Regions from separate parts of the Mus musculus genome. Here region 1 is linked to region 2. A link is a contact called in ENCODE Hi-C data. All regions are on one chromosome and are shown on one strand. Each heading gives the region's core, a stretch centred on a gene start or an enhancer-like site at or near the end of the contact. The rest is flanking DNA. Distances are from core to core; before and after follow the strand shown. Region 1 has its middle 32 kb from the start of Nt5m. Region 2 holds the start of Snhg15 (small nucleolar RNA host gene 15).

What was found. Hi-C counts contacts between places; a loop is a spot of excess contacts on that map.
Region 1: a loop to region 2 is called in a map of T-helper 1 cell, with 79 times the contacts of the local background. The contact joins the enhancer-like site here to the promoter of Snhg15 in region 2. A Hi-C loop is called at or near these places in 5 of 37 maps with a recorded cell type or tissue (T-helper 1 cell, T-helper 17 cell, T-helper 2 cell and 1 more).

The regions. Positions count from the first base shown.
Region 1 is chr11:59,878,005-59,882,899 of GRCm38, reverse strand. No RefSeq gene overlaps it. Among named protein-coding and RNA genes, the nearest start is that of Nt5m, 32 kb to the right of the region's middle. Within about 2 kb of position 2,744, at least 1 of the 3 ENCODE cell types and tissues checked has a DNase peak (open chromatin) inside an H3K27ac peak, as active enhancers do.
Region 2 is chr11:6,526,061-6,530,859 of GRCm38, reverse strand. Snhg15 (small nucleolar RNA host gene 15) reads left to right here and starts at 2,100. Exons shown (of 4, transcript NR_045893.1): 1 at 2,100-2,312; 2 at 2,486-2,554; 3 at 4,423-4,505. LOC115487884 (a small nucleolar RNA gene) reads left to right here and starts at 2,695; the gene lies at 2,695-2,827.

The DNA of each region.
Region 1 (4,895 bases), core at 1,495-3,994, about 53 Mb before region 2:
TCATACATCAACCCTGGCTCAGGGTACTGGGGCACCGTGAGGGTCAGCTCTGTGCTCTTTGGGGCGTGTTCTTGTGAAGTAAGAAAGACACTTCCCTGTCTCCTCCTCTTCCCACCGCCTCCTTGTGTGTAGTTTAGAAGTCTTCAGCTCAGGCCCCTGACTGCTCATCTCTTCAGAAGTATTTATGCTTCGGCTCAGCCCATTTCCCGAGGCCTTTAGTCATGATTCAGGTTCTAACTGTCCCAGTCTCCACTGTGAGTCTTGAACCACCCAGGACTCTGTTCTGTGCACAGACGGCATTATTACACCTGTTCTGAATTCTGACTCTGGTCGAATGAACTCCTGGTCCTTGTGTCCACTTCTCTTGCTTTGGAGCCAGCTGCCTGTCATCCACTGTGGTTGATAGCCAAGACCAAGCCATTTTTAAAAACCCTCCCCCACCTCGGTTAAATTGTGGTAATTTATTTCCTTTAACTACCATAATTAGTACTCCAAAACTAAAGTAACTTGCCTGCGTGATTCCCATCCCCACCCCTGCAGAGCAGACAATGGCCAGAAGAGATGGGAATCTATTTTAAAATAGAACATTAGTAATTCTCTGAGATTCCATGCAATGTATTTTGATCACATTCGCCCTCCCCCTGAGGCACTTATCAATCATCTACCGTTCTTTACCTCACCAGTCACCCCAGCACTGGCCTATTGCAGGCCAGAAAAGTCTACAACCTTCTTCCCCACTCGCTTCAGCCCTGTAAATGCATGGCAGGCTCTGAGGCTTACAGGCATCCCCCCCCTCTACAGAGAGGTCCCGAAGAAAAGCCTCCTGCTATCTTAAGTCCCTTGCTTGGTTTGAATGTGTTTTGCTGAAATGTGCTTGCTGCTGGCAACATCCCTAGCAGGAGGAAAAGGAGGGTCTAGAGAATTTAAACCTGCTAGGAAAGCAGGGACAGGACCCTGTATGAGGGGCGGTTTCCTGCTCCTGGGAGCTTTCCCACTCCAGGACCTTAAATGGGTGACAGATTACTACATACTGCAGGAAGAAAAGTGCATGGATGTCGGGGCAGGGTAGGGGGAGAGTCCACCCACGGGAGGATTTCCATGTGGGACCAAAGGGCAGGGGTGAGTCCTGCAAGGGAAGGGCCTCTCACTCCCCAGTGGCATGGTTTGTCTCCTCTCAGGAACTGGGGCTACTCTGCTCTCCTTTCTCCTTCCTGTATCTGTGGTCCCTCCCTTGGCCTTGGCCTTGGCTCCTACTTCTCTGCTCCCACTGGCGACCTGCACCTTCCCTCACCGTAAGCTGCTTGCAGGTCCCTCAGTTCCTTTCTTGGCACCTGCCGCTGTTGCTCCATTTCTGTTTTGGTTCTTCCCTTCCTGGGATGTCTAATCCCTTTTTCCCATAGGATGAACTCAGTGGTGCCTAGATGACCACATCTCACTCCCAGAATCCATGCATGAAGGCAGGCATGTACGCATGTACTCGCATGCACGCACGCACGCACGCACGCACGCACACAGCATGAATTACTCAGGCTTAAGTGTACTTATGGTTTTATGGTTCACACCACAGTGTCATTTTGCCCCTGCTGTCTCCATTTGCAGACCAGCAAGCATCCCACCAACAATACCTCAGACTCTGCTTAAACTGTCATTGTCCCTGGATGTCACTGCCTGCTTCACCCACACCTTCTTCCTACCCCCACAAAACAGACCTTGTGCTGGGTGTTGTGTTCAGAGCAGGTGGATCTCTGAGGTCAAGCCCAGCCTGGTCTACAGAGTGAATCCCAGGACATCAGGGTTACATAGTGAAAGCTTGTTTGAAAAACAAAAACAACAAACAGCAGAAAAAATTAAACAGACACAGCACACTTGTGTTCTCTGCTCGGCTGTGTGTGTGCTTGGTGGTGGGAAAGTGCAGCTTAGTCTGTCAGTGTGGGTCTTAGCTTTTATTGTAAAATCACCACCCCCTGCAAGACCATGTGTTGAAGGTAATATGGGGGGGCCTGTAGGGCATGGGGCCTAGGGGAAGGAAGTTAGGTCATTGGGAGGGATACTCAAAGGGACCCTCATCCCTCCTCTACACTTGTCGTTTCACACCTCAGGCACAGAGTGAACACTGGCTCCACTGAGTGACCCCACCATAATACTCTTCTTCATCCCAGGCTCAACAGCAAAAGGACCAACAGACTGTGGGCTGAAAGCTTTGGTCTTAGTCCCTAATAAACCAAAAATAAACCTTTCCTCTTTTTATCTTAACCTTGCTTCATAGTCACTTGGGGAAATTTATGATATCGCAGCACACAGCATAGGCTCAGGAAGCATTGGGGTCTTCTGTCCTCTTCCCTAGACTCTCTTCTCCTTGCATAAGAGTCCTGTGGAGTTAGGACTCCGGAGTCCTGTGGAGTTAGGACTGTAAGTTGTCATAAGGCTGGGACTTGGGAGGATGATCGCTGGCAGGGCAGGGCAGGGCCTGGGTCAGTGGGGTCGGAAAGCAGAGGCTCCAGGCTGGAGATGGGGCCTGTGTAGGGAAGAACTGCACTGGCTGAGCCTGGAGACTCACACATCCAATAATGCCAGGCCCTTCTCAGTGGGGGGAGCAGCTGATGTGAGTCATATCCCAGTGCTCAGACAACAGTGCCTGAGGTTCCAAGACCCAGCCCAGAAGGTGCCTAGGTCAGAGAGAAATGCTGGTGGCTGGGAACAACAGGCTGAGACTTCCCAGGGATGACTGCAGGCTTCAGGGAGGCACAAAGGGCTCCAAGGTTCTGGAGCCAGTCCTCTGGCGCCATCAAGTGGCCATCTTTACAAACTGTAGTTCCTCTGTCAGATTTGTTTCACTCAGTGGTTCTCAACCTTCCTAATGCTGCAACACTTTATTTAATACAGTTCCTTATGCTCTGGTGACCCCTCCCCACACCATACAATTATTTTGTTGCTACTTCATAACTGTAATTTTGATGTTATGAATCATAGTGTAAATATCTGATATGTCACCTGAAGTCACGACCCACAGGTTGAGAACCTCTAGAATTTGCCCAGTAGTGGAACTAATTAATAGATTCTTGGAGTTTGCATTAAGTCCACAAGTCCTCTGTGCAGGCAGGCGTTCATTAAGTGGCAAGTAGCTTGGTTGTTACTGACCTTCTGTGAAACCTAGTCTGTACATTCAAGCCAGCTGTAGCAGATCTAATCAAGGAGTTTTCAAACCGCAGAGACACTCACTGGGGAGGCTGTTCATATGTGGCTTCCATGTATTTTTATCCTGTAGAGTCGTTTTTAAAAGAAGGCACAACATTGGGCACAGAGAGAGAGAGTGGGTGCTTCCACTTCCCCTGCCAGTCCTCAGCCATGGGTGCTTGATAGCTACTTGTCTGATGAGCGACACTCAGGAATCTAACTGGCAGTTCTTCCTCGACTGCACCGACGAGGTAATGCCAGCCCTTGTGCTCCCTGGGTACAGAATCCCAGCAGATAAACGCAGCCACTGATGCCTGTGTTTTGGGGACAGCTTTCAGACTCCTGGGGCACCTCCAGAAGGATCCAGTGCGTAAAACTCTCACCATGTCTCTGCAAGGACAGACAAGAAGTTGGGGCCTTCTCATACCCAGTGGAGCCTCCCAGACAGGGAGCACCATTTGTTGGAAGGGTAGCAGAGCTTTGGGCTCTGAAGGAGCTTGCCTAAGAGTGTCCCTAACTGGTGAGGAGGGCCTCCTGGTCCTCCTGGATCACCACAGGATTGGTCAAATGCTGCTCTCAGCAACCCTAGTATAAATAGGAGGACTAGTGAAGACTGGATGCCAGGCTACTCCATGAAGGGCCCCAGAGACCACAAACTCCCTGAGCAGGAGGTAGGAGGGAGAAACCCAGAGAGCGCTGCAAACCTCAGCAGATATGGTGGCTAGTTTTATGTCACCTTGACACGCTAGAGTTAAGTAAAAGGAGGGAAACTCAATCCAGAAAATATCCACCTAAGATCTATCTGTAGGGCATTTTCTTAGTTAATGATCAGTGGGGGAGGGCAGCCCTTTGTGGGTGGTGCAATCTCTGGAATGGTGGTGGTCCTGGGTTCTGTAAGAAGGATGAGTGAGCTACAGGGAGCAAGCTATCCCTCCATGGCCTCTGTGTCAGCTCCTGCCTCCAGGTTCCTGCTCCGTTGTGTTCCTTCTGACTTCCTTCAGTGGTGGACTACGGATGTTGACGTGTGAGACAAATACACCCTTTCTTCTGCAACTTGCTTCAGTCACTGTTTCATCACAGTGATAGAAACCTGAAGACAAGTTAGTGCCAGGGGAATAGGGTGTGATGGCTTGTCAAGTTCCAGAGGGAAGCAAAGACTCCACGGGCCTTCTGTGTGCAGAATCTGTGGTGTCTGGTCGGCTGGGCTGAAGAATCGGCTGTGATTGACAAGAGACCAGACACGCTGAAGTGAAACCTTTGCTTGGCTGGGACAATGGATGCTGCTCAGCTGGAGATAAATTAGCCGTGACTAAGAAGAGACCAGCGTCACTGAGGTGGAATCTCCTGGGAAGTGTTTCCTGAGTCAGCACACAAGCTGTTCCAGAGGTGGCCCTGGTTGTACCTCATGTTAGCACCTGAACTTGGTCATGGGTAAGAGTCTGCCAAGAGCTACTGGTTTTGGAGGTGTGAAGGGGTCATGGAGAGCAACTGAAGCCTGGCACTTGAGAGGCCACTAGTGAAGGCACAGCTGGAGTAGCAGTGGAAGCTCCTGGTTTGAAAGGTCATGGGCAAAGTTGAGGCTTGGCACCATGAAGAGAGCCCGGAAGAGGCTACTGGTAAAAGCGCAGGCCAGTTGCAGCAGGAGACCCCAGCATTCTTGGATGTCAGGACCATGGGTGGACCGCCAAGAACAGCAGCAGCACTGAAGTGGACCCAGTTGG
Region 2 (4,799 bases), core at 851-3,350:
TGTCCTTGCTGCTTTTGATAATGAACTGTCATATGAAACTGTAAGTGAAATAAGCCTGTCCCTCCCCACGTTGGCTTTGGTCATGGTGTTTTATGACAGGGATAGAAACCCTAAGACATATACACATAAAATATGTTTTTAAAAATTTAATAACACAAGTAGGGATTAATTTTTTTTAAAGATTTATTTATTTATTTATTATATGTAAGTACACTGTAGCTGTCTTCAGACACTCCAGAAGAAGGAGTCAGATCTCATTATGGGTGGTTGTAAGCCACCATGTGGTTGCTGGGATTTGAACTTCGAACCTTCGGAAGAGCAGTCGGGTGCTCTTACCCACTGAGCCATCTCACCAGCCCCTAATTTTTTTTAAAGTTTTTTTTTTTTTTAAAGATTTATTTATTATATGTAAGTACACTGTAGCTGTCTTCAGACACTCCAGAAGAAGGAGTCAGATCTCATTATGGGTGGTTGTGAGCCACCATGTGGTTGCTGGGATTTGAACTTCGAACCTTCGGAAGAGCAGTCGGGTGCTCTTACCCGCTGAGCCATCTCACCAGCCCCTAATTTTTTTAATTATAGTTATTTAATGCGTGCACATGCACGGAGTTCAAAGAACAACTTGTGGGACTTGCTCCTCTCCTACCACAAGTGTGCCAGGGGTCAAACTCAGGTCATCAGGCTCTGTGTCAAGTGCCTTTCTTTACCCAGTGAGCCATCGTGTTGGCCCCAAACAGGCAGGTTTTGCAATTTGGAGTCAAGGAACAAACTCTTGTCATTAAAGCATTGAAAGTTGGAGCCTCAAGTCCTCTGACAACTACATTCAGAAAAGATGACTCCCAGCTGGGCCTGGTGAGCCCGGATTGTAATCCCAGCTACTTGAATGTGCAGATCCCTGGAACTGCAGTTAAGGATAGTTGTCATCACCATGTGGACGCTGGGAATTGAATCTGGGCTCTGTGTAAGAGTGGCAAGTGCTTTTAACTACTGAGCCATCTCTACAGCACCAATTATAAACTCTTTGTAATTTTTATTGTTACATTTGTGTGTGTTTGTATGTGTGACACGTAAGCATGCACATACACACAGCCTACAAGTGGAGTGGGCAAACAATTTGATGAAGTCCCCTTTCCTTCCACCTTATAGTTTCTGAGATTCAAATTTAGGCTTAGTGGCAAGAGCCTTTCGCTGCCGATCTACCTTCCTGGGCCAAAAATAAAGTCTTAGCTCCTTTTCAGTTATGAGCCTGTGGTTTGTGTCACTAGAAATTTAATGAGAACTAAGCCACCCAACCTCTAAAAAGAGGGGGGAATAAAAGAGAGAAAGAAAAATTCAAGAAAGGGCTGAGGATGTGACAGTAGAGCATTTGCAAGCTCAAGGCCCTGGGCTTGGGAATGGTTCTCCGGTGACTTCTGATCTGAGTGTGGCCATAAGCTTTGTTAACTATTACAAAGACTCGTGCTTCTTGTGGTGCTTGTTTCTGCAGCAAATTCGTGAAGAAGTCCATGTTGGAAGGTGAAGAAAGGGCAGACATATGTTTTTAAAAGAAAGGAAAAGATGGGCAGTGGTGTCCCACGCCTTTAATCTTAACACTGTGGAGGCAGAAGCAGGTGGATCTGAGTTCGAGGCCAGCCTGTTCTACAGAGTTCCTGGACAGCCAGGCCTTCACTGAGAAACTTGTCTCGAAAAACAAAACAAACAAAAAATAAAGAAAATAAAAATGCTGACCGAGGTTTTCTTTCCTGCCCCCTCTCACTTTCTGGTCCATTCACATCACTTTGTTGTTGGTTGTTGTTGTGTTGGTCCATCCCAGGGCCCAGCGTCCACGTGTTTCTCAGCCAGGGCTACCTCCGGTTCCAGGCCCCAGCTTTGGCACCCGGATTACTAAAAGGATAGGATGCAGAAGGCAATCCCTGAGTCTGAGGTCCGCATTCGATCAACCGCCACTACCAGGACCGGCCAGCTGGGGGAGCGGGTTAAACCCGCGCTCGAGGCCACGCCCCAGGGGCGCTGACGTCAGTGTCTTGGAGCCCGCGCACGCGGCTTTGGGCGGGGCTGCGTGGTGACGTTACGCGTGCGCGGCTCGCTGCTGTGACCGTAACTTTAAGCACACGTGAGCGTCCTCAGCTGGCAGCCATGGCTGGCGGGTCCTTCCTAGCATGTGCTGCGGCCCTCACCTTATCTTCCGTCATCAGGGCACAGGCGCCGTGCAGGGCTATTCCGAGTCCAGGTAGAGATGGCTGAGCTCGGTGGCAGGAGATCAGCCTGCGGTGGAGCAGGGACGTTTGCCCTGGGGAGACACGTGCCACCGGGTGAGTTAGGCCTGTTTCTGGGGGATTCCTTTCCAACCCCAGCTAGTTCCGCCCAAGCAAGCAGAGTCTTCCCTCAAGAGATTTTTTTTTCCTTTTACGAGAGAACGTTCGGAGGGGCTAGAACTGGGTGATACGCACTGGCTGCGCTGAATCTGTCTTTTCTCCCCTCCTAGGTGGACATCGAGGCCCTGTGGGTGGCCCTACAGCGTGGAAGGGATGACCGAGCTTTGGGACATGTCCTGGTAAGTCAGTTGTGGAAGCTCGGTGGCCGGTGAAGCCAAACTCCGTATCTTGAATTCATTTTCAGGACTAATTCTCTCCCCTAGACTTCTGGGGACTGGGAGACTGCAGTATGGGTCGTGCAGGATTGGAGTGATATACTTAGCAAGCCTCCAGCGTGCTTGGGTCTGCAGTGACCCTGTGCATTCCTACAGTGCTTGCCAGAACAATTTTGAAGTGGTTTGAGGCCTTGCCCTGCCCTCTCCAGAGCAAGGTTATAGAAATTTCAGACAATATGGCAGACACCTGCCACGTGGATAAATTACAAGCCGGTAAGATTTGCAATGCTGCACTTTGGGTTTTTTGTTTTGTTTAACTGTGTGGGATAGTTCTGCACATGGTGCAGAGGCAAATAAGTCATTTCTTGTTGGTTTTGTTTTGAGGCAAGGTTTCTCTGTAGTTCTTGCTGTCCTGGAACTCAAAACAGATCCACTCACCTCTGCCTCCTGAGTGCTGGGATTAAAGGTGTGTAAGGCTACACCCAGCTGAATATTTTTCTGTGCTCCAGAGTTAGTACAAAGTAGTAAATCCTTAAAACAGTTACAAAATACAGCAGGAGTACCAGAGTTGGGTCTCCGGTGTTGAAGTAAAACCCCAGGTGTGGTGACACGTGGTTTTGGTTCCATTTGGGCTCTAGGCCTTATTTTTCTTTTTTTTTTTTTCTTTTCTCGAGACAAGGTTTCTCTGTGTAGCCCTGGCTGTCCTGGAACTCACTTTGTAGACCAGGCTGGCCTGGAACTCAGAAATCCATCTGCCTCTACCTCCCGAGTGCTGGGATTAAAGACGTGTGCCACCACACCGGGCCTTAGGCCTGGTTCTTAAAAGGCAGAGAGCCTGCAGATGGTAGAAATCTGGCTGCTGTGCCAATACCTAAGGAAAGCCTCCCGGCAAAAGGAAGGAATCCCAGGTACTGGGATTAAGGGTGTGTGTTACCACACCAGGCCCTCATTTCAAATCTTTATGTTGAAAGGGAATAAAACTGTAATTCATGTAATGTATGTTAAATAGCCCAAAGAGTTGTTTCTGAGCTTTGAAACCTGGGGCTGAGAACATAGCAGAACAGACCAGGACATGCCCGGGCAAGCCCATCGCCTCCCTAGCTCCCACCCCTCTGACCTAAGTTAAATGTTACAGGCTGCTGATGTGAAACCGCGCCAATTCCTCCCCCAGCCCCACTCCTTTTCTATAAAAACCCCTAGCTTCCAAGCCTCGTGGTCGAATCCACTGTCTCCTGTTATGTGAGATACGTTTCGACCCGGAGCTCCGCCATTAAAAAAACCTCTTGTTGTTACATCAAGGTGTTGTGTTCTATTCGTGATTCTTGGGTGCACGCCGAATCGGGAGCTGAGTGGGGGTTTCCCCACTGAGTTCTTTCAATGTCACATATGTGAGTGCACTGTCACTGACTTCAGACACACCAGAAGAGGGCATCAGATCCCATTACAGATGGTTCTGAGCCACCACGTGGTTGCTGAGTTCAGGACTTCTAGAAGAGCAGTCAGTGATAACTGCTGAGCTATCTATCTCCAGCCCCTTAACTCAAACCTTTAATTGTACTTCTTTTGTGTGCGTGTCCATGGGTAGGTATGGGCCAATGGATGGCATAGAACATCAAGGTCAGAGAACAGCTTGCAGGAATTGGTTTTCTCCTTTGATAGCAGGCATCTCTAGTCCTACAGCCTGTGTTCTTTTCTGGAGTGCCAGTCATGACTGAGTTGTGTTGAAGGGAAATGTCCTGTTCTTGGTATGGAAGCTGTGGGGTAAATGGTACGTGGACAGTTGCCAGCTTAGTGTTAATGCATTTGGCTCACTGACTCTTCCTTCGGTCTAGGAAACCTAAGGTGCTGGAGCTAGAAGAGACTTGATAGCACTTCAGAGACCATCAGGCTGTTTCGTGGAACTTCCACCAAAGAGGTGAGGATGCAAGAAGACACTCAGGTCACATCAGGAATTAGGCTGGCCTCAAAGTTGCTATGCAGCCAGTGATGGCTTTGAACTCCTTAACTCATGTTTCTACCTCCCTAGAGTTTGAATTACCAGCCTGTGCCAGGAAGCTCGGGCTCTACTTCTGTCTGACTTAGTAGTTGTCCATGACTCAGTCATCTGGTTAAAGTGTATTTAAAGACAATGAGAAACCTGTGACCTTTCCATATTATAAGTCATGTGATTAAATCTCAGAAAGGTTAGACTCCTGGGTTAGATTCTTGT